Regions from separate parts of the Homo sapiens genome. Here region 1 is linked to region 2. A link is a loop called in an ENCODE intact Hi-C map of the cell type or tissue named here. Cell type or tissue: CD4-positive, alpha-beta T cell. All regions are shown on one strand. Each heading gives the region's core, and the rest is flanking DNA. Links, peaks and the distances in the headings are about the cores only. Region 1 has its middle 22 kb from the start of SFPQ. Region 2 holds the start of TMEM35B (transmembrane protein 35B).

What was found. A loop is a pair of places that touch in the nucleus more often than their neighbours do. Peaks named below come from ENCODE experiments on the same cell type or tissue, not always from the same donor. Only the 100,000 strongest peaks of a DNase experiment are listed, where the experiment ranks them.
Region 1: it touches region 2 in a loop (2.2-fold over the local background); 3 of 110 quality-filtered maps call a loop at or near these places.

What each region holds. Positions count from the first base shown.
Region 1 is chr1:35,165,431-35,176,482 of GRCh38, forward strand. It overlaps a transcript of SFPQ not described here. Among named protein-coding and RNA genes, the nearest start is that of SFPQ, 22 kb to the right of the region's middle. In CD4-positive, alpha-beta T cell, for the core only: no CTCF peak of the experiment used is centred there; a DNase peak (open chromatin) is centred at 6,487.
Region 2 is chr1:34,980,092-34,991,143 of GRCh38, forward strand. TMEM35B (transmembrane protein 35B) reads right to left here and starts at 5,256. Exons shown (of 3, transcript NM_001195156.2): 1 at 5,107-5,256; 2 at 3,676-3,856; 3 at 1,289-2,028. The coding sequence starts at 5,214. The coding sequence ends at 1,853. ZMYM6 (zinc finger MYM-type containing 6) reads right to left here. Exons shown (of 16, transcript NM_007167.4): 16 at 6,074-8,844. The coding sequence ends at 7,013. RefSeq lists silencers at 4,815-4,884, 4,945-5,234. In CD4-positive, alpha-beta T cell, for the core only: a CTCF peak has its summit at 5,389; a DNase peak (open chromatin) is centred at 5,220; H3K4me3 peaks cover 2,291 bases; H3K27ac peaks cover 2,654 bases.

The DNA.
Region 1 (11,052 bases), core at 4,345-9,344, 190 kb after region 2:
ATTGCACTCCAGCCTGGCAACAAAGCGAGATTCCATCTCAAAAAAAAAAAAAAAAGGAAAACAGTATGGAGATTTAAAAAAAAAAAATCCAAACTAAAAATAGAATTATCATATGATCCAGAAATCCCACTTCTGGGTATTAATGCAAAAGACTTGAAATCAGTTTGTTAAAGGGATATCTGCACTCCTGTGTTCATTGCAGCACTATTTGCAGTAGCCAAGTTATGGATTCAAGCTCTGCCCATCAACAGATGAATGGATTAAAAAAATTATAGTGCATATACATAATGGAATACTATTCAACCTTTAAAAAAAGGGAAATTCTGGGCCAGGCACAGTGGCTCATGCCTGTAATCCCAGCACTTTGGGAGGCCGAGGTGGGTGGATCACGAAGTCAGGAGATCAAGACCATCCTGGCTAACACAGTTAAAACCCTGTCTCTACTAAAAATACAAAAAATTAGCCAGGCGTGGTGGTGGGCACCTGTAGTTCCAGAGACTCGGGAAGCTGAGGCAGGAGAATGGTGTGAACCTGAGAGGTGGATGTTGCAGTGAGCTGAGATCGCACCACTGCACTCCAGCCTGGGTGACAGAGTGAGACTCCATCTCAAAAAAAAAAAAAAAAGAAAAAAAGAAAATTCTGGGCCAGGCGCGGTGGCTTACTCCTGTAATCCTAGTGCTTTGGGAGGCCGAGGTGGGTGGATTGCCTGAGCTCAGGAGTTTGAGACCAGCCTGGGCAACACAGTGAAACCCTGTTTCTACTAAAATACAAAAAATTAGCCGGGCATGGTGGTGTGCGCCTGTAGTCCCAGCTACTCGGGAGGCTTAGACAGGAGAATGGCTTGAACCTGTGAGGTGGAGGTTGCAGTGAACCAAGATCACACCACTGCTCTCCAGCCTGGATGACAGAGCAAGACTCTGTCTCCAAGAAAGAAAAAGGAAATTGTGGCTGGGTGCAGTGGCTCGTGCCTATAATTCCAACGCTTTGGGAGGCCAAAGTGGGCAGATCACTTAAGGTCAGGACTTTGAGACCAGCCTGGGCAACATGGTGAAACCCCGTCTTTACTAAAAGTACAAAAATTAGGCCAGGCGCGGTGGCTCACGCCTGTAATCCCAGCACTTTGGGTGGCCGAGGCAGGCGGATCACAAGGTCAGGAGATTGAGACCATCCTGGCTAACACGGTGAAACCCTATGTCTACTAAAAATACAAAAAAAATTAGCTGGACATGGTGGCAGGCGCCTGTAGTCCCAGCTACTTGGGAGGCTGAGGCAGGAGAATGGCGTGAACTTGGGAGGCAGAACTTGCAGTGAGCCAAGATCGCGTACCACTGCACTCCAGCCTGGGAGACACAGCGAGACTCCATCTCAAAAAAAAAAAAAAGGTACAAAAATTAGCCAGGCATGGTGGTGCACGCCTGTAATCCCAGCTATTCAGAGGCTAAGGCAGGAGAATCGCTTGAACCCAGGAGGCAGAAGTTTCAGAGGGCGAAGATCACGCCGCTGCACTCCAGCCTGGGCGACAGAGTGAGAGTGTATCTCAAACAAAAAAAAAGAAAAAGAAAAAAAAGAGAGAAAGAAATTCTGACATTTGTGACGACATTGATGGAATTGGAGAACATTATGCTCAGTGAAATAAGTCAGGCCCAGAAAGACAAATACCACATGTTCTCATTTATATGTGGAATTTAAAAACTGAACTTATAGAAGCAGAGAGTAGAACAGTAGTGACAGAAGCTGGAGGATGGGGGAAATGGGGAGGTGATGGTCAAAGGGTATACAATTTCTTCGGTTTTTTGTTTGTTTCTTTCTTTCTTTTTGAGAGAGAGTCTTGCTCTGTCATCCAGGCTGGAGTGCAGTGGCACGATCTTGGCTCACTGCAATCTCTACCTCACAGGTTCAAGTGATTCTCCTGCCTCAGCCTCCCTAGTAGCTGGGACTACAGGCATTATACAGGCATGCACCACCACACCCAGCTAATTTTTTTGTGTGTTTGTACTTTTAGCAGAGATGGGATTTCACCATGTTGGCCAGGCTGGTCTTGAACTCGTGACCTCAAGTGATCCACCCACCTCAGCTTCCCAAAGTGCTGGGATTACAGGCATGAGCCACTGTGCCTGGCCCAAAGGGTATACAATTTCAAACAGAGAGAATGTTTTCTCTTTTTATGCGTTCTATTGCACAGCCTGGTGAATATAGTTAATAATAGAGTGTTGAAAATTTCAAAATTGCTAAGTAAATTTCAAGTGTTCTTGCCACAAAAAAATGTTTAGTATTTGAGGTGACGGATATGTTAACTAGCTTGATTTAATTATTTCACATTGCATTCATAAATTGTAACAGCATTTTGTACCCTATAAATGTTTTCCCCACACGACACCCTCTTCACAGAACTCATAAGTCTATACAATTATAAGTTGTCAATTTACAATTTAAAAAAAGAAAAAAGTTGGCATTTGCTATAACAAAAGTACCCTAGAAAATAATATATATATAAAAGTTGGCTTTTGCCAGTCTGACAAATGAAGGGTGAAGCTGCAGCAATATGTAGAGAGGCAAAGAGGAAGAAAACCCAAGATACACTCAGGGAAATAGAGAGTTTGGGCCGGGCGCGGTGGCTCACGCCTATAATCCCAGCACTTTGGGAGGCTGAGGTGGGCGGAACACCAGGTCAGGAGTTTGAAACCAGGCTGGCCAATATGGTGACACCCCGTTTTACTAAAAATACAAAAATTAGCTAGATGTGGTGGCCCATGCCTATAGTCCAAGCTACTCGGGAGGCTGATGCAAAAGAATCTCTTGAACCTGGGAGGCGGAGGTTACAGTGAGCCGAGATCACACCACTGCACTCCAGCCTGGGTGACAGAGCGAGACTCTGTCTCAAAAAAAAGAGAGAGTTTGGTTTACATAGAGCATAGTTTTAATGGCATAATGCAAGATGAACTAAAGAAAGAACCAGATTTGTGTGACCTGATAAGGAGTTTGAACTTTGTTGTACAAGAGAAAGTGATTCCAAGCTGAAGAGAAATGATCAGGTGAGTGTTTTAGGAAGGAAACTATGTCATGAGCAAAAGGTGCAGGAGTGAAGGCAGCTATGGAATCAATCCAAGTGTCCATTGATGGATGAACAGATAAAGAAAATGTAAGATACATACACAGTGGAGTATTATTCAGCCTTTAAAAGAAGGAAATTCTGTCATCTTTGATAACATAGATGAACTTGGAGGACATTACCTGGGCGAAATAAGCTAGGCACAGAAATACAAATGTCTCATGATCTCATTCATATGTGGAATCTAAAAAAGTCAAACTCATAGAAGCAGAGAGTATAATGGTGGTTACCAGGGGATGGAGGGTGAGAAGGAAGATTGGGGAGACAACAAAATTTCAGTTAAGAGGAATACATTCAAGAGTTCTACTATTGTACACCATGGTGACTACAGTTGATAACAATGTATTGCATACTTGCAGATTGCTAAGAGGATGAATGTTAATTGTTCTCATACAAATAAATGATAAGTATGTGAGGTGATGCATATGCTAATTAGCTCAATTTGCCATTCCACAATGTATACATATTTCAAAACATCATGTTGTATGCTATAAATATATATAATTTTTATTTGTCAACAGAGAGAGAGAAAAGGCAGGAAGACTGGGATAAGGGATACTGGTAAAGTCCATTGGGGTTATATAAACTGAGACACTGAATTCAAACTGTGCTGGCAGATACAAAAAATGCTGAAGTTAAAGACTTTTAAGAAATATAAAAGGAGGCCGCCTGCGGTGGCTCACACCTGTACTTCCAGCACTTTGGGAGGCCAAGGCAGGTGGATCACCTGAGGTCAGGAGTTTGAGACCAGCCTGACCAATATGGTGAAACCCTGTCTCTACTAAAATTACAAAAATTAGCCGGGCATGGTGACACACGCCTGTAGTCCCAGCTACTCCGGAGGCTGAGGCAGGAGAATCACTTGAACCTGGGAGGCAGAGGTTGCAGTGAGCCGAGATCGTACCACTGCACTCCAGCCTGGGCGACAGAGCAAGATTCGGTCTCAAAAAAAAAAAAAAAAAAAAGTAAAAGGGCCAGGTGTGGTGGCTCCCACCTGTAATCCCAACACTTTGGGAGGCTGAGGCAGGAGGATAACTTGAGCCCAGGAGTTCGAGACCAGCCTGGGCAGCATAGTGAGGCCCATCTCTACAAAATAAAAAAATTAGCCAGGCATGGTGGTGCATGCCTGTGGGTCCAGCTACTTGGGGGACTAAGGCAGGAAGATCACTTGAGCTGGGGAAGTCGAGGCTGCAGTGAGCTGTGATTGTGCCACTGCACTGCAGCCTGGGCAACAGAGTGAGACCCCTGTCTCAAAAAATAAAAAAAAAGTTTGAAACAGAAAATAAGAAAACAAAATAAACTGGGTGTATATCGTCAGGATCATCTTTAGTTTTTTCCAGTAGTCCTTGTGGTACTACCACCGTTTTGTTAAATTCACCAGCCAAAGGTTTTTATTTTGTCTTAATATTTGATGAAAAGAAACTCCTGGTTCCAAACCAATAGGTAAATGGAGAGTACCTAAGACATAAGATAAAATATTGATAAATTCTCAGATGCAATTCTTCTTCTTCTTTAGGTCTTGCCAAGGGAGAAGTCATCACACAAATGTTTTTTTACTGCTCAGTCCAAAGCCCTCTTCTCAGATACAGACTGGCTTCTTTTGCTCCTCTTTTCTCTTGATGCAAGTCGGCTTTCCAATCCATTGTGATCACTACCACAGAATCTGTCATTCACGTGTCTTTTCCCTCGCCATGCCACAGCCTCAGGGTAGAACCCTGTCCAAAGGCACCTTCCTCACTGTTCTGAAAAACAATCACCAGTCCCTTTTCCTTTAGGAATTGAGACACATCTAATCACTTTAAGGAAAAAGAAAGGATGTAAGTGTTCCAATCATCTCAGCAGAGTTGTCAGACATGTGAGAGAAGTAGCCATCTTGGACTTGGACACCAACAGCCTTCAGAAGACTTCAGACCTGGCCTCCCTCTGACCTGGAGCTGCCTGGCCAAGCCCAGCCAACCCTGAAAACCATAATGAGTTGTTGTCTAAAGCCACTGAGTTTAGGGGTAGTGTGTTAGGAAGCAATAGATAACTGAACTAGAGGTAGTGCTAAGAAACAGACTACAGCACAGCAGAGGGTAAAACCAGTGAGGAAGTGATTTTAATAATCCAGGTGCTCTTGTTCAAGGATTCCCACTGCTCTTCAGATAAAGTTCAAAATACTTAGCATGGCCTACAAGGCCTTTTATGATCTCACCCGTGCCTATAAGACCTTTTTTTTTTTTTAAGATGGAGTCTCACTCTGTTGCCCAGAATGGAGGGCAGTGGCACGATCTTGGCTCACTGTAACCTCCGCCTCCCAGGTTCAAGCAATTCTCCTGCCTCAGCCTCATAAGCAGCTGAAATTACAGGTGTGTGCCACCACGCCTGCTAATTTTTTTGTATTTTTAGTAGAGATGGGGTTTTACCATGTTGGCCAGGCTGGTCTCGAACTCCTGACCTCAGGTGATCTGCGCACCTCAGCCTCCCAAAGTGTTGGGATTACAGGCGTGAGCCACCACGCCCAGCCAAGGCCTCTTCTTACACCACTCCAAGTCTTTTTTCAATAAAGCTTTATTTAAATATAATTCACACATCTAACAGTTGATCCATTTATACAATTCAATGGTTTTCAGTGTATTCACAGATATGTGCATCCATCACCACTCAATTTTAGAATATTTTATTTTATTTTTTTGAGATGGAGTCTCACTCTCTTGCCCAGGCTGGAGTGTAGTGGCTCCATCTTGGCTCACTACAACCTCAACCTCCTGGGTTCAAGTGATTCTCATGCTTCAGCCTCCTAGTAGCTGGGATTATAGGCATGCACCTGGCTAATTTTTGTATTTTTAGTAGAGATGGGGTTTCACCACGTTGGCCAGGCTGGTCTTGAACTCCTGACCTCAGGTGACCCACCCACCTCAGTTTCCCAAAGTGTTGGGATTACAGGCGTGAGCCACTGTGCCTGGCCTAGAATATTTTCATTACCTCAAAAAGAAACCCTGCATCATTCAGCTATGATACACCTATTATTCCCCATCACTCTCTCGGCCACTTCCTCTAATCTACTTTGTCTCTGTAGATTTCCATGTTCTGGCCATTTCATGTGAATACAATATGTGGTCTTTTGTGACTGGCTTCTTTCACTTAGCATGTTTTCAAGCTTTACTCATGCTGTGGCATGTTATCAGTACTTCATTCCTTGTTATGGATTAATAATATTCTTTCGTACAGATATACTACATTTTGCTCATCCATTCATCAGTTGATGGACATTTGCGTTGTTTCTACCTTTTAGTTATTATTATTGAGACAGGGTCTCGCTCTGCCACCTAGGCTGGAATGAGGTGGCACAATCACAGCTCACCACAGCCTCGACTTCCTGGGCTCAGGTGTTCTGGCACAGTGCCACCATGCCTAGCTAATTTTTGTATTTTTTGTAGAGATGGGGTTTCACCATGCTGCCCAGGCTAGCTACTCCCAAACTCTGGGGCTCAAGCAACTCTCCTGCCTTGGCCTCCCAAAGTATTAGGATTACCGATGTGAGCCACCAAACCTGGCGCTTTTGGCTATTATTAATGCTGGTATAAACATCTGCATACAAGTTATTGAGCAAATGTTTTCGTTTCTCTTGGGCATTGGAATTGCTGGGTCACTTGGTGACCCTATGTTTATTTGCCGAATTGCGAGACTGTTTCCCAACATGGCTGCACCAGTTTACATTTCCACCAGTGATGTATGAGGGTTCCCATTTCTGCCCCCCGCCTCCCCCGCCCAAGATGGAGTCTCACTCTGTCACTCAGGCTGGAGTGCAGTGGCACGATCTCAGCTCACTGCAAACTCCACCTCCCAGGTTCAAATGATCCTCCTGCCCCAGCCTCCCAAGCAGCTGGGAGTACAGGCATGCGCCACCACACCTGGCTAATTTTGTATTTTCAGTAGAGTTTTGCCATGTTGGCCAGGCTGGTCTCAAACTCCTGACCTCAAGTGACCCACCCGCCTTGGCCTCCCAAAGTGCTGGTTTTACAAGCGTGAGCTACCAAGCCTGGCCTTGATTCTAGCCTAATGAGTGTAAAGGGTTTTGATTGGATTTCCCTAATGACTAATAATGTCTAGCATCTTTTCAGGAGCTTATTAGCCACTTACTAATCTTCCTTGAGAAATATCTATTCACCTTGCCTTTTTCGAGACGGAGTCTTGCTCTGTCGCCCAGGCTGGAGTGCACAACCTCCACCTCCTGGGTTCAAATGATTCTCCTGTCTCAGCCTCCTGAGTACCTGGGATTACAGGTACCAGCCACCACACCTGGCTAATTTTTTGTATTTTTACTAGAGTCGGGGTTTCACTATGTTAGCCAGGCTGGTCTTGAACTCCTGGCCTCAAGTGATCTGCCTGCCTTGGCCTCTCAAAGTGCTGGGATTACAGGCATCAGTGCCTATGTCTTAAGTGTGTTTACTAAATATTATTTTTTTCATTTTTTTGAGACAGGGTCTTGCTCTGTCACCCAGGCTGGAGTGCAGTGGTGCCATTACAGCTCACTGCAGCCTCAGCCTTCTGGGCTCAAGTGATCCTCCCACCTCAGCCTCCTGAATAGCTGGGAATACAGGCAGGTGCCACCACACCCACCTTATTTTTAAATTTTTTATAGAGTCAGGGTCTTGCCATGCTGTGCAGGATGGTCTTGAATTCCTGGCCTCAAGAGATCCTCCTGCCTCAGCTAGGATTATAGGTATGAGCCACCATGCCCAGCCAGTCCTAAGAATTCTTTATATATTCTACATACAAATCCCTTATCAGCTGCACGATTTGCAAATATTTAGTTTTTGTTCTCATATTTAGGGCTTCAATCCATTTTTTAATTTTTGTATATGGTGTGAGGTGTGGTCTAACTTTTTTTACATGTGGCTACCTAGTTTCCCAGCACCACTTGTTGAAAACACCATTATTTCTCTATCGGATGATTTTGGTACCCTTGTTGAAAATCAGCTGGCCATATGCGTGAGTGTTTATTTCTGGACTCTCAATTCTATTACTCTACATCTATGCTTGTGCTAGTACAACAGCCTTGATTACCATTGCTTTGTAGTAAGTTTTGAAATCAGAAGTGTGAATTCGACTTTGTTCAAGATTTGTTTCCAAGATTGTTTTGGCTATTCTGGGTCTCTTACAATATTCTATGTGAATTTCACAATCAGTTTATCAATTTCAAGAAATTGGCTAGGATTATGCTGAATCTGCAGCCTAGTGAAGTATTACCATGTTAACAATGTTATTATGGAATATTTCCCCAATTATGTGTATTCTTTCCACAATTTCTTTACCTCTGAATCCTTTAGTTATTTCAATAGTGCTGTTTCTTCAAGTCTGTTTAGAACTAAACCTGTTTTAGATACAAAACATTATGTGCCCACTATTTTGTTAAAATGTGGACTTTGCCATGTTTAAGTTCTAGGCTTCTCCACCCTTATTGTTTTAGAACACCTGAGTCAGGTATTGTGTCAAGTACTTAACATACCAACTAATCAACAACTCTGCTATGCAGCAATTCTTGTACTTAATTCTACTTATCATTTGAGGTTAAGTACACTGGCAACAGATGGCCTCTCCTTGGGACTTCCATCCCTTTCAGTACTTAGGCTCTTTCTAATTGTTCCCTATGGACTACATGATCTGCAAGTTAAATTTTCTCCCTGCTATCAAAAAACTGCTAATCAGGCTCTTCTGATTACATGGTATACTAAGGGAAATATCGTTTTTGCCTGTGAACCTTATCACTGGTAGAGACTTGAAAATACCATGTGCTCCTTTTGCATCTTTAGGCACTGCTAAATGTTTTTGCATCACTTTCTATCTCAATGACCCTATGAAAAAGGTGTTTTGCAGATGAGCAAACTACAACTAAACAAACTTACAAGATAACGCAGCCAGGCAAATTGCAGAAATAATGACCTCACATACCCCTAACCACTATAATATACTTTATATTGGTTTTGCCTTGAGAACCACAAGGCTTCAGATCCACAAGAGGGAAAACCAAGTATTAACAGAATTGAGCCAAACAATGACTCCAAGAAGATTCTTGATTTGGGTGTAAGCTGACCTGATTATTTAAAAAACACAGTATGAAAAAAATTGACCAGATCTTGGTCTCATTCCTGGGAGTAACTGTACACAACTTCTCAATACAAATTTCATATTGGCCGGTGCGGTGGCTCACATCTGTAATCCCAGCACTTTGGGAGGGCGAGGCGGGTGGATCACAATGTCAAGAGATCGACACCATCCTGGCTAACATTTTTAGTCTCTACTAAAAATACAAAAAAACTAGCCGGGTGTGCTGGCAGGTGCCTGTAGTCCCAGCTACTCGGGAGGCTGAGGCAGGAGAATGCCATGAACCCGAGGAAGAGCTTGCAGTGAGCCGAGAATGCACCACTGCACTCTAGCCTGGGCGACAGAGCGAGACTCCACCTCAAAAAAAAAAAGAAAAAATATTTCACGGGATGAGTAGATGATGTACCTCAACTCTTTCTTTGTGGCTATTTCAAATAATCTCAAGCAAACCTGAATTTTTTTCTGCTCAATTGAAGCAAAATAATTAACTTCCTGAAATCCTGCAATATTAGTAATGAGGCCCCAAATTAAAGTCCACAGGCAAACACAGCAACACAAATTACCTTTAAGCATGAGCCTCAGATCTCGTCCTGAACCAATGCTTTAGTGAGCGCTTGCTTTGGCAGAACATACTGTAAAACTGGAATGTTTGTGTGAGGCCGGGCGTGGTGGCTCACACCTGTAATCCCAGCACTTTTGGGAGGCCGAGGTGGGCAGTTCACCTGAGGTCAGGAGTTTGAAACCAGCCTGGCCAACGTGGTGAAACCTAGGTGGCATTGAACGTTTTGAGATGGTGCCACCACGCTCCAGTCTGGGCAACAGAGACTCAGTCTCAAAAAATAGTAATAATAATAATTAGTGTGCGAGACTAACAGCTTGGCAAGTTTTAGTATAAGGGCTCCAAGAGTGAAGGGGACAGATAATTTGTGTACAATTTTTACTAACAGCTTTTAAGTCAGTTCCAGATTTTTCCTTACATTTAGATATTCTCAAAAATTACCCATTTCACACTCCATTATCAAATTTTATTTGACTTTGAGAAATTGACAGCCCTTCGTTATTACTCAGACCAATCAAAAACACAGTAGAGTCCTCCCTTGTCTGTGAGGAGATAACATTCCAAGACCCCCCCACAGTGGATGCCCAAAATCACAAATGGTACCAAAGCCTAGCCTAGCCTACATGGCCTTTTTGGATGGCAAATAGCATATACAGCATGTATATGCTGTATCCAACATTCCCATCAGTATTCTGCCCAAGGTGGGAAGGACAGGATGCCTCTCAGAAAAGCACACAATTTAAAAATTAATAACTCTGAGATTGTGGTTAACCATGGTTGCAGATAAGGGGATATTACTATATTGTTATTTGACTATACTTACTTGTGAAGCGATGTGTGACTATCTCATAAACATCATCTTATAATTCGTACATACAGAAGTTGGAAATACAAAATGCTATGTCTGAAATCCAATCAAGATGTAGGTAGTAATTGCTAAATAACATGCTAATTTTAGAAATAAAAATTACAGTGAAGGCAAATATCTAAAATGGACCATAAAAATTGATCAGTAACTGAGACTGAAAGCAGCACTGCCAAGTCACAATAGGATCCTGAATTATACTTAATCTGGTTCTGTGTCTGTAATACAGACCATCTTTTTTTTTTTTTAATGTCACTTTGAATACGTTGAAGTCAGGTAAATTCTAGAAAATAAACGAGTACTAAAAAAACAAAAACAAAACCAAAGGATAATTAGGATAATGCCTTTATTAACGAGAATGAAACGTTCATTCCTCCTTCCACTCCTTCTCGTTGGTTTTCTGGACACAGCTCACCTGATCCTGCTAATTAA
Region 2 (11,052 bases), core at 2,949-7,948:
CGCTCTGTCGCCCAGGCCGGACTGCGGACTGCAGTGGCGCAATCTCGGCTCACTGCAAGCTCCGCTTCCCGGGTTCACGCCATTCTCCTGCCTCAGCCTCCCGAGTAGCTGGGACTACAGGCGCCCGCCACAGCGCCCGGCTAATTTTTTGTATTTTTAGTAGAGACGGGGTTTCACCTTGTTAGCCAGGATGGTCTCGATCTCCTGACCTCATGATCCACCCGCCTCGGCCTCCCAAAGTGCTGGGATTACAGGCGTGAGCCACCGCGCCCAGCCAAATCTAGGGTCTTCTAAGGCACCCTTCCTCTCTTTTCACCTTTCAATATTATAGCAAATGCACTGTCTGGAGCTGCTGCAGCTATTTCGCAATTCTGAGGGCAATAGCCAATACACTGAAAGCAGCAGAGCAGAAAGTTTAAAGAATGTTGATTCTTGATGCCATCATTAGGCAAACTGACCAACATTGAAACTGAAGTGGTTATCTCTGGACCTCTTACATGAGAGAAAAGGTTTCCTTATTGTTTTGACACTACCATTTATTTAGTGTAATCTATCTATCCTTACTATAGGCAGACTACACCACTATGCTTTCAGACTCAGAAGAAAAAAATCCAACTGAGAGTGTCACCTTGCCTGAGGTTCACACTAGTCAGAATGGGAATTAGCATTTTGTAGTGAACATGAAATGGAGTAATAGAGACTTCTTTTCCACCCTCAAAGCAATCTGTAGGCTGATAGCTAGAATATTTGCATAAATAAGTGAACTGTTTCTCACTATAGTCCCTCATGGGAGGTACATCACTTCCCAAAAGCCCACAGCCCTGCCAACCTAAGATAAAGATGGTGGTGACATAATAGCAGGTGCCCTAACGTGTTGTCCACTTTTCCCCTGAGAACTGTCACACATATGCACCCTTCCTACCCCCAAGGACCTCTGGGATTCCTCCCAGGCTTTGGGCCCTGCTGTACCATTCAGCATTTCATGGAGTTGGCTGTCCCTCATCTCCACGTAGGTGTCAAGGAGCACTGGACTGGGTGCCACAGATCACCACCAGAGCTTGATTTCAGGTCCTGTCAAATGACTCAATGCCTACCTGTTAGCTCTGCACATCTAATATGTCAGAGAAAAAAAGGAGTGGGAGGGAATCTCTAATATGTCTCAAAGGGCATAGGCAGAAGCAAGTACTTAAGCTCTGCATACAGAACCTGTACGTTTTAAATATGTATTAAAAACCTTAAAAACATGCATGTGTTTTGAACCAGCACCCTCACTTCTAGGGGAAGAAAATAAGTATGCAAAAGTGATTTACTGTGAGGCTTACGAGAGCAAAAAATTGAGAATAACCCAAATGTTCCTCATGGGGGATTAAATACATTATAGTACATCCTTGCAATGGAATACTATGCAGCCATTAACAGCAATGAGGCAAAAGAGACATGAAACAGTGTTATAGTTTATAAGGTTTTAAAAGGAGGAAATAAAATAGGATATATGGTTTTATTTTCATTTAAAAAAAATATATATCTGTTTAAAGGCACAGAAAAAAGTTCAGAGGTATACTTACACCAAGGCATTAAAAGTGGTTATTTGGGGCATCAGAATTTTGGTTGATTTAAATTTCTTTTCTGCTTATTTTGTATTTTCATATGACATGAGGAATGTTAATATGCATAACATGTACTCCTCACAAAAGAGTAGTAAAGCTAAAAAGAGAAAGCAGTGCCAGGTAGACAAAATGTCTCTTTCAACACTGGCTGACCCTGGATATTATACTGGTAACAAGATGATAGACTCTGTGTTCTACCATGTTCCTGCTGTGACAGCTGCATGGCATAAAGAGACAGAGATGCTCTACTTCCAGGATTCCTTGAATGTACTTAGAGTCTTCTTCCTAGTGGGTCTGACCACCTTCTTAGTCTGGGCTAAGAGCTGGCCGACATTCAGCAGCAGCAGGAACCCCAGGCAGACAATGGCTGGGATACAGGTGCTTAGTGACTCTTTCAGAGCTGCCAAGGTGAAGATAGCCCCTGGAATGGAAAGTGAGGTCCCTGAGGCTCCTTGGAAGAACCCAGGAGATCCAGGAGCTCAGGGCTCTCTAGTTTAGGCTGACCCACTCCAGCCCAAGCCCTCCCATTAAACACCCCCACCACTCCTAACGCACATTCCCAAAACTAGCGGCATTCATCTCTAGCCTCCTGGAGAAAGCAGGACCAGGAAATTAGAAGCCTCTTGAACAACAGCAGCAGTGGCAACAGTTGCCCCTCTCAGAGGACAAGAAAGAAACGGGAATGACCCAGCCAAATAGGGCAGTGGCTAGAGTGGATAGATTTTAGAAAAAAAAATCTCCCTGATCCTTCTCCTTTCCTTTTTTTTTTTTTTTTTTGAGGCAGAGGCTTGCTCTGTCACCCAGGCTGGAGTGCAATGGCGTGATCTCCTGCCAGCCTTCTGAGTAGCTGGGCTACTGGGTTCTGGGTACTGGCTTCAAGCGATTCTCCTGCCTCAGCCTCCTGAGTAGCTGGGATTACAGGCGCGCACCACCACGCCCGGCTAATGTTTGTATTTTTAGTAGAGACGGGGTTTCATCATGTTGGTCAGGCTGGTCTTGAACTCCTGACCTTGTGATCCGCCCGCCTCGGCCTCCCAAAGTGCTGGGATTACAGGCATGAGCCACCGTGTCTGGCCCCTTCTCCTTTCTTAATCCTACATCTACTAAGATTAAGATGGAGGGAAGGACTAGCCCAGGGGCTGTTGGTTGGAGGTATGGGAAAGATCTGAAAATGGGAGAAGCTCCAGAGATGGAAGCAAGCCTGGTAGCAGTGGCAGCAATGGTAACAGATGCCAGGGCATATAGAAGAGCCTGAAGATATCTGGCCTTTGAAGCAACAGCTGTCTTTGTACATCAGCAGTTCCTGTGGGCAGAGCTACTTGAGGGGGACTCCCTAGGGAAATTCTCTGCCTTCCTGTTCAAGGTTCTCCAGCTTCCCTGCTCTCTACACCAATCTGCCAGACACATGCATCAAATGGCAGCTGCTCCTCCATCCCCTCATCCTAGGAGTGGATGTGTGGAGGAAGGAGCAGAGGCGCTGAGCTTGCAATATATCTTCACAAGGCAATACTATGCAGCCATTAGAATTGAGGAGGTAGAAGGTACACTTAACATGTGATAATGTTCTAGCACATTAAGTTTAAAAAGTACCTGTGCTAGGCCGGGCATAGTGGCTCAAGCCTGTAATCCTAGCACTTTGGGAGGCCAAGGCGGGCAGATCACGAGTTCAGGAGATCGAGACCATCCTGGCTAACATGGTGAAACCCTGTCTCTACTAAAAATACAAAAAAATCAGTCGGGCGCTGTGGCAGGCGCCTGTAGTCCCAGCTACTCGGGAGGCTGAGGCAGGAGAATGGTGTGAACCCAGGAGGCGGAGGTTGCAGTGAGCAGAGATAGTGCCACTGCAGTCCAGCCTGGGCGAAAGAGCGAGACTCCATCTCAAAAAAAAAAAAAAAAAAAAAAAAAAATACCTGTGCTAGTTTGAAGACCATGGAAACTGTGGTAGAGCAGAAAGTGCTCTTGATCCCAGAGAAAAAAGAAGGGTGGCAACAGTAAGGGGGAACAGCCAGGTCTTTCCATAATCCTCCCCCAGAAGACCCCATTTTCTCAGGCCAGTTGGCCCCCTTACCCATCATGAGCAGAATCAAGAACAAGTTACTGATCTCTTGCAGCATCGGTGGGCCCATGACCAGCAGCAACCCAGCCAGCAGTTCCAGAAAGCCCACAGCTATTTGGTAGTTCAGGGGATCTGGCTGGTAGCCAAATACCTTCAGCGGGAACACCTCAGCAAACTGCACGAACAGGGCATTCTAGGGGTGGCAAGGAATGCCTGTTAGCCTCATTGTTCAACAAGGATGAGCTCCCCAGATGCTCCATGGCATATCTATGCCTGTGCCCTCAACTTCCCAGAGAAAAGAACTACTACTCTAGGTCAGGTCCAGGGCTGAGGTCAGCCTGAAGAGGAGAGGGCTGCCCTGTGGCGCTGAGCTTTGGAATCAGGAAACAGGCTCCATGCTCCAAGTGGTACAGAGATTGATCTTCTCACTAGACCTCTCAAGAGATTACAACCCAGCCCCAAATCCCAGGAGGAGGGGGCTGGGCTTGGCTCCCTAGTGCCAAGGCCTGGGGAATTCCACAGTTTCCTTCTTTGTGTCTGGCCTGGTTTCTCTTAAGGCTGCTGTACAGGGAATATTTGGAGGTGAGGCAGAGTTAGGTGGGCTCAAAGTGACTCTTCTTGTCAAGGCAGGCCCTCCCCTGAGCCAAATGACAACTTCATCCTTACTTTCGGGGATACTTTTTCCTGTTCCCACTCCTCAGCTCTACCTCCCCTCCTCAGCTCTGCTGGGAAGCAGCTCTAAGCTGTCTGTCTCTGGGGATTTATCCAGGCCTTGGAGAGAGATGCCAGCAGAGGTCTACAAGTCTGGCTCTTTTGAGGGACTGGGGAGATTGGTGAACAGGATATGAAAGCTTTCCCATGAGTCTGGAACTAGACAGAAGGCTGAAAGACGACTTCAGGGCATCCCTCTCAGGCTTCCGAGAGAGGCTTCCCTCTCTGGGTTCCGAGTTAGGAGTGTCTAGCTTGTGTCCTGCTTCCTGACTAGATGTGCAATCTTTAGCAGATATACTTGCCCTTCAGGGCGGGCTTCCTTCCCTGCAAAGCCAGGATTACTACACCCCAACCCCACGAACCTCCCAAAAACTGAAGCAAACGGCGAAAAGAGGGAAGAGAGCGGGAAGTGAGCTCATTTTCCCACCGCATCATCCTCCCCCAGGGTCCGGGGGGGTGGGAGGGACCTCCTAAGGCTCTAGATTTGCCTGGGGCCACCAATATTCTGCAGGAAGGGGAGGTTCTGTCCCCTTCCGTCTAGGGAAGATCCAGAGAACTCGAGGAACTCCCCAGGCAGGACCTGCGCCTCAGTCGAAAGCCAGGCGCTTTCCCCCAGCTCCAGCTGAGCCTCGGAAGCCCGAAGGCGGCCTGCCGGGCCGGGGGCGAGGAGCGGCAGGGCGGAGCACACGCCGCCGCGGGCCCGATCCCCTGCCGCCCGCCCGCGCCGCTCACCATCCGCTCCGAAACTGGAGCCGAGATCTCCTCCGAGAGCTTGGCCAACCCCACGAGCGCGAAGAAGCCGCCCAGCAGTACACGCAGCACCGAAAGCAGGAGCGCCATGGCCGCGCTCCCCCCACCGTGGGTTGGCCCCGCCGAAAACCCGCCCCTGCCGCCGGCTCATTTCCTCCCTCCCCGGGGCAGCCGGAAGACTCTCGCCTGAGCTACCGTCCCCCACCCTCCAGGGGGTCGCGAGGCTGCAGTACTGGGGCAGGGCGCCCCCATCTTACAGGTGGGGACACTTGAGGACCACTGGCTGGTAACTGACTAAACAGGCACCTTTGGATTCAGGGAGTGTTTCCCAGCCAATACGGAGTGCTGGCAGACACGGGTGGGTGTCTGGGTGCGGTTCAGCTACCATCAAAAGACCCCGGGCTTCGTTCCTGCCTGTGCCACACTAGCTGTGGGATCTGAGCTGTCACCCACCCCAAAGGGCCTCAGTATCTGCATCTGTATATGGGGATAACTCAGTTCTCCAGAGTTTGTAACAGGCCTAGCACAGTGCCTGCACATGTAAGAGCTCAGAAAGTTATTTGTAAATTAGTAAATTAATTTATAAAATTGTAATAAATCAATAACCATTAATTATTAAATAAGTCTCTTTGCCTGAGATATCTTTTCCCTCTAATTTATCTCGGCTGACAATGAAATGTGAAAGGTGTTTGAAAATTCAGATACTTGCATGGATAGAGAGGCTTTCACTGAACCAAGCCCTACAGTCCACTCCTGGCCCATTTGCTCTTACCTGGAAATCTGTCTAAAGCTGGGATGGGCAAACCATGGGCCAAATTTGGCCAGATGTCTGATTTTTTTCCATGCTTCTCCCCTTCCCCCAAGCTAATAATGTTTGTTTACATTTTTTATGATAAAAACATTTTTTAAAGAAGCTTGTGTGACATAGGAAAATTATATGAAATTCATATTTCAGTGTTCATGAATAAGTTTTATTTAAAAACAGCCACACTTATCTGCATATTGTCTATGGCTGCTTTTGCACTGCAACTGCAGAATTGAGTAGTTGTGACAGTATGGCCTGCAAAGCTGAAAATATTTACTATCTGGCTCTTTATTTAAAAAGTTTGCTAAGCCCTGGTATATTGGGCCAGAAAGGCCCCAAGCAGGGGTCTCAAATCCCCCTGCTGCTTCCATTTATAGTTACCCAAGCTGCTTAGATCTATCTTTTTCCAGCTGGGCACGTTGGCTCACACTTGTAATCCCAGCACTTTGGGAGGCCGAGGCAGGTGGATCACTTGAGGTCAGGAGATAGAGACCAGCCTGACCAATATGGTGAAACCCCGTCTCTACTAAAAAAAATACAATAGACGGGCATGGTGGCACATGCCTGTAACCCCAGCTACTTGGAAGGCTGAGGCAGGAGAATTGTTTGAACCTAGGAGGCAGAGGTTCCAGTGAGCCAAGATCACGCCATTGCACTCCAGCCTGGGCAACAAGAGCAAAACTCCATCTCAAAAAAAAGATCTATCTTTTCCACCTACTCACAACCTTGCAGGGGTAAGTAGCTGGTTGGCTAGAAGACTGAAATGTTCCACTTGCTTCTAAAGGCCAAGCTGTTTCAACATCCAGGTTGTGCTGTTACATTATAAACTGGGCTTCTCATTACCTGCAGTCTTTGTCACTAGTCCAAATTTAATGAAATAACTAAATTTTCTACCCTAGATTATAATTATACATAATTATTTATAACAATCATAATTATTAAATTCCTCAACAAAAAGGGAAAAATTATTAAAACATTTAATCACTGAAAACACAAATCCACATTAGGAAATTATCTTTTAGGATACTTATACAAAACTTAACACAGGATTATTGACTTCACTGTTAAGCAATGTGCATATTGCTACTCTTTCTCCTTCACTAATTTTTCTATCCTTGGAATTAAAGATGTGACTGCAAGTCTTAGGGCAGGGCCAGAACCCAACAGATTTTTTTGTTTTGACTCAGTCAAAGCTGAAAAGGCAGCATCACATAAATAAACAGTTGAAAAGGGTAATAAAAATTTCATTGCCCTTTCATGGAGTTCTGGGTAACTTGTCTTTGCATTTATCCAAAACTGAGTTACAGACACTGATTTAAATAGTGCTTGTAATCCTAAATCTGAAGATAGCTCTGTTAGCTTTTCTTCTTCGAAGTCGGTGAGATTATTATTTTGGTGATTCATAAAAGGGTGAATTATCCACAAATTTCCTGAACGCAAGTCTTGTTCTGGTGGAAAACAGTCACTGAACACTTGAGAAAGTCCTTCCAGGTGCTCAAAAATAATCCTTGTGATGTCTGTCATATTTAAGCCTGATGAATTTGAGAATTCAGAAAATGAAGGGAACATGTCATAATCATTCTCTTGTGTGCGCTTCAACCACATTTTTAACTTTCTCTTAAATACATCAATTTTATTACACAAATTGAAGAAAGTAGTCAAAGTTCCTTGGAGACTTAAATTTAATTCATTTATAAGTGAAAATATATCTGATAAGTAGGCCAGCTTTCCAACCCATTCCTCATCATGAAAATACTTGGCCAAATCTGAATGCTTTTGACTTAAAAATATTTCAATCTCATGTCGTAATTCAAATAATCTTTTTAACATTCTCCCTCTTGATATCCAACGTACTTCAGCATGAAGCGGTAAACTCACATGCTCAGATCCCATCTCTTCACACAAAATTGTTAACATACGTGAATTTAATGCATTGCTCTTTATAAAACTTAAAATTTGTGCTGACTGCAAAAGAATTTTATGTAAACATGGAGACAACTTTTCTGCCACTAAACGTTCACGGTGAATAAAACAATGTGTAAATGCCGCTGTATTCATGGCAACTTCTTGAATTTTTGCTTTTAAACCAGAATACCTGCCAGTCATGCTTGCAGCCCCATCGGTACAGAGACCAACACAATGTTTCCAATTCAGAGATTTACTATCAATATATTTATTTATTAGTTCAAATATTTCAAAGCCAGTTATTTGAGTAGGCATTTCAATGCAAAATAATAATTCTTCTTTTACATCACGACAATCATAATCAATGAAACGAATATAGCACAAAAGAAGTGTGATATTTGAGATTTCTGATGACTCATCTATCTGAAGGGCAAACCACTTTGACTCTCTGACCTTTTGAATCAGCTGGTCTTCAATGTCTGCAGATAGTTCATCAATCCTGTGTTGAATTGTAACATTAGAAAGTGGAATAGTTTTCATTTTGTCTCCAGCACTTGAACCCAAAACTTCTGAACACATTTCTACTAAATATGGTTTAATTAATTCTTCAGCAATGGAGAATGGCTTCTTGCTTGCAGCAGTTTGGAAAGCAATTAAATAAGAAGCTTTCACAAGTGACTTTTCAACTAGTAAACACTTTTTTAAAGAACTATTTTGACATTCCATTTCTAAAGATTTTTGTTCAAAAAAATCTACTGGTTTGTTTTCTAATTCTGAATGTTTTGTCTTCAAATGATGAGAAAGATTTGCTGGCTTCATGTTTTCACTGGATAAGATCTCTCCACAAATGACACACTGTGGCCTTGGTGAACTTTCTTTTGATCCAGGACAGATAATAAAACCAACTTTTAAATATTCTGTATCATAAGTCTGGAAAAAACCTAATCTTTTTTTCTTTGAAGGTGGAGAATCAAGTTCTGCATCATTTTTTTCATTAGGCATAGGTAAATCTGAATGAAATATTTGAATCACTGTTATTTTCAAGAACAAATAAGCAATGTTCTTTATGTATCTCCCCACATATTTAAAATTCATATTTTGTTACTATTTCTATTTATCAAAAGAATGCACTGGTAAAAGTTTAAGCACAAGTCATAATACTTCCAATGATGCTACTGAAAACTGAATTTCTCCTTTGCCCAAAGCTTGATCACTAGGTATAATAAAACTGTAGGATGTGGTACATGTACAAGTAATCCCAAGCACCCAATAGGTTATTGAAATTAGGGCTGAAGACCATGATACACATCAAATTAACAATAAACTTTTTGGCTGAGCAGGGTGGCTCACACCTATAATCCCAGTGCTTTGGGACACCAAGGTGGGTGGGTCACTTGAGCCCTGGAGTTAGAGACCAGCCCGGGCAACATGGCGAAACTCCATCTCTACATTAAAAAAAAAAAAAGAAGAAGAAAAAAAATTGGCTGGATGCAATGGCACACACCTATAGTCCCAGCTACTTGGGTAGCTAAAGCAAGAGGATTGCCTGAGCCCAGGAGGTTGAGCCTGCAGAGAGCCATGATCACACCACTGCACTCTTGAGACTACGTCTCAAAAAAAAACAAAAAGAATAAATTTTTTATTGGTGAGTGACACTGGTGTCAAAAAATTTTTTTAAAGAAAAAGAAAAAAAAGGCCAGGCATGGGGCTCACACCTGTAATCCCAGCACTTTGGGAGGCCAAGGCGGGCAGATCACCTGAGGTCAGGAGTTCGAGACCAGCCAGGCCAACGTGGTGAAACCCCGTCTCTACTAAAAACACAAAATTAGCCAGGCATGGTGGTACATGCCTATAATCTCAGCTACTTGAGAGGCTGAGGCAGGAGAATCGCTTGAACCCGGGAGGCGGAGGTTGCAATGTGCCGAGATCATGTCATTGCACTCCGGCCTGGGAGACAAGAGTGAAACTCCATCTCAAAAAAAAGAAAGAAAAGGAAGAAAAAGAGACAGAAAAATAATGTTTTACTTTCAAACAATCCAGAAAAAAAAAGAAAATAAATATTGCAAAAAGTTAACATTTCATTAATCTGGATGAAGAGTATACTAGTATTGACTGTACTGTATATTCAACCTTTCTGAATTTTGATACTCAGTGTCAGTGAGGTTGTAGAGAAATGGATCCTCCTGAACACTGCTGGTTGGAGCATACATTGATGTAACTTTTCAGGAGGGCAATTTAGGCAACAGGTATCAAAATACTTAAGAATAGATGATAGGCCGGCGCGGTGGCTCACGCTTGTAATCCCAGCACTTTGGGAGGCTGAGGCGGGCACATCATGAGGTCACGAGTTTGAGACCAGCGTTGCCAACACTGTGAAATCCCGTCTCTACTAAAAATACAAAAGAAAATTAGCTGGGCATGGTGGCAGGTGCCTGTAATCCCAGCTACTCAGGAGGCTGAGGTAGGAGAATCGCTTGAACCTGGCAGGTGGAGGTTGCAGTGAGCCGAGATCGCGCCACTACACTCTAGCCTGGGTGACAGAGATAGACTCTGTCTCAAAAACAAAAACAAACAAAAAAAAAGATGATAGTCTTTGAATCAACACTTCCACTGATTAGGATTTATCCTAAGGACATAATTAGGCAAGTGGACAAAGATCCATTAACATAGCTTAACCCAACATTGCTTATAATACAAATATCTAAATTTCCAATCTTAACGGAGTTGGTTATATTATATACACTGAAATCTATGTTAAGAATCTCATACCCAGGTAACAAATCTGCACATGTACCCCCGAATAAAATAAAATAAACATAATAAAATAAAAATTGGAAAAAAATAATCTCAATGTATATTTAAATTTATATTGTTGTGGAATAATGTTTCCAATGCAATGTCAAATGAAAAAGTAATTTCGATTGTTAGAAAACATTCGAGATTTATTCTTTTAAAAGAGACGGAGTTTCACTCTTGTTGCCCAGGTTGGAGCACAATGGCGCGATCTCAGCTCACCGCAACCTCTACCTCCCAGGTTCAAGCGATTCTCCTTCCTCAGCCTCCTGAGTGGCTGGGATTACAGTCCTGTGCCACCATGCCCAGCTAATTTTGTATTTTTAGTAGAGATGGGGTTTCACCATGTTGGTCAGGCTGGTCTCAAACTCCTGACCTCAGGTGATCCGCCCATGTTGGCTTGCCAAAGTGCTGGGATTATAGGC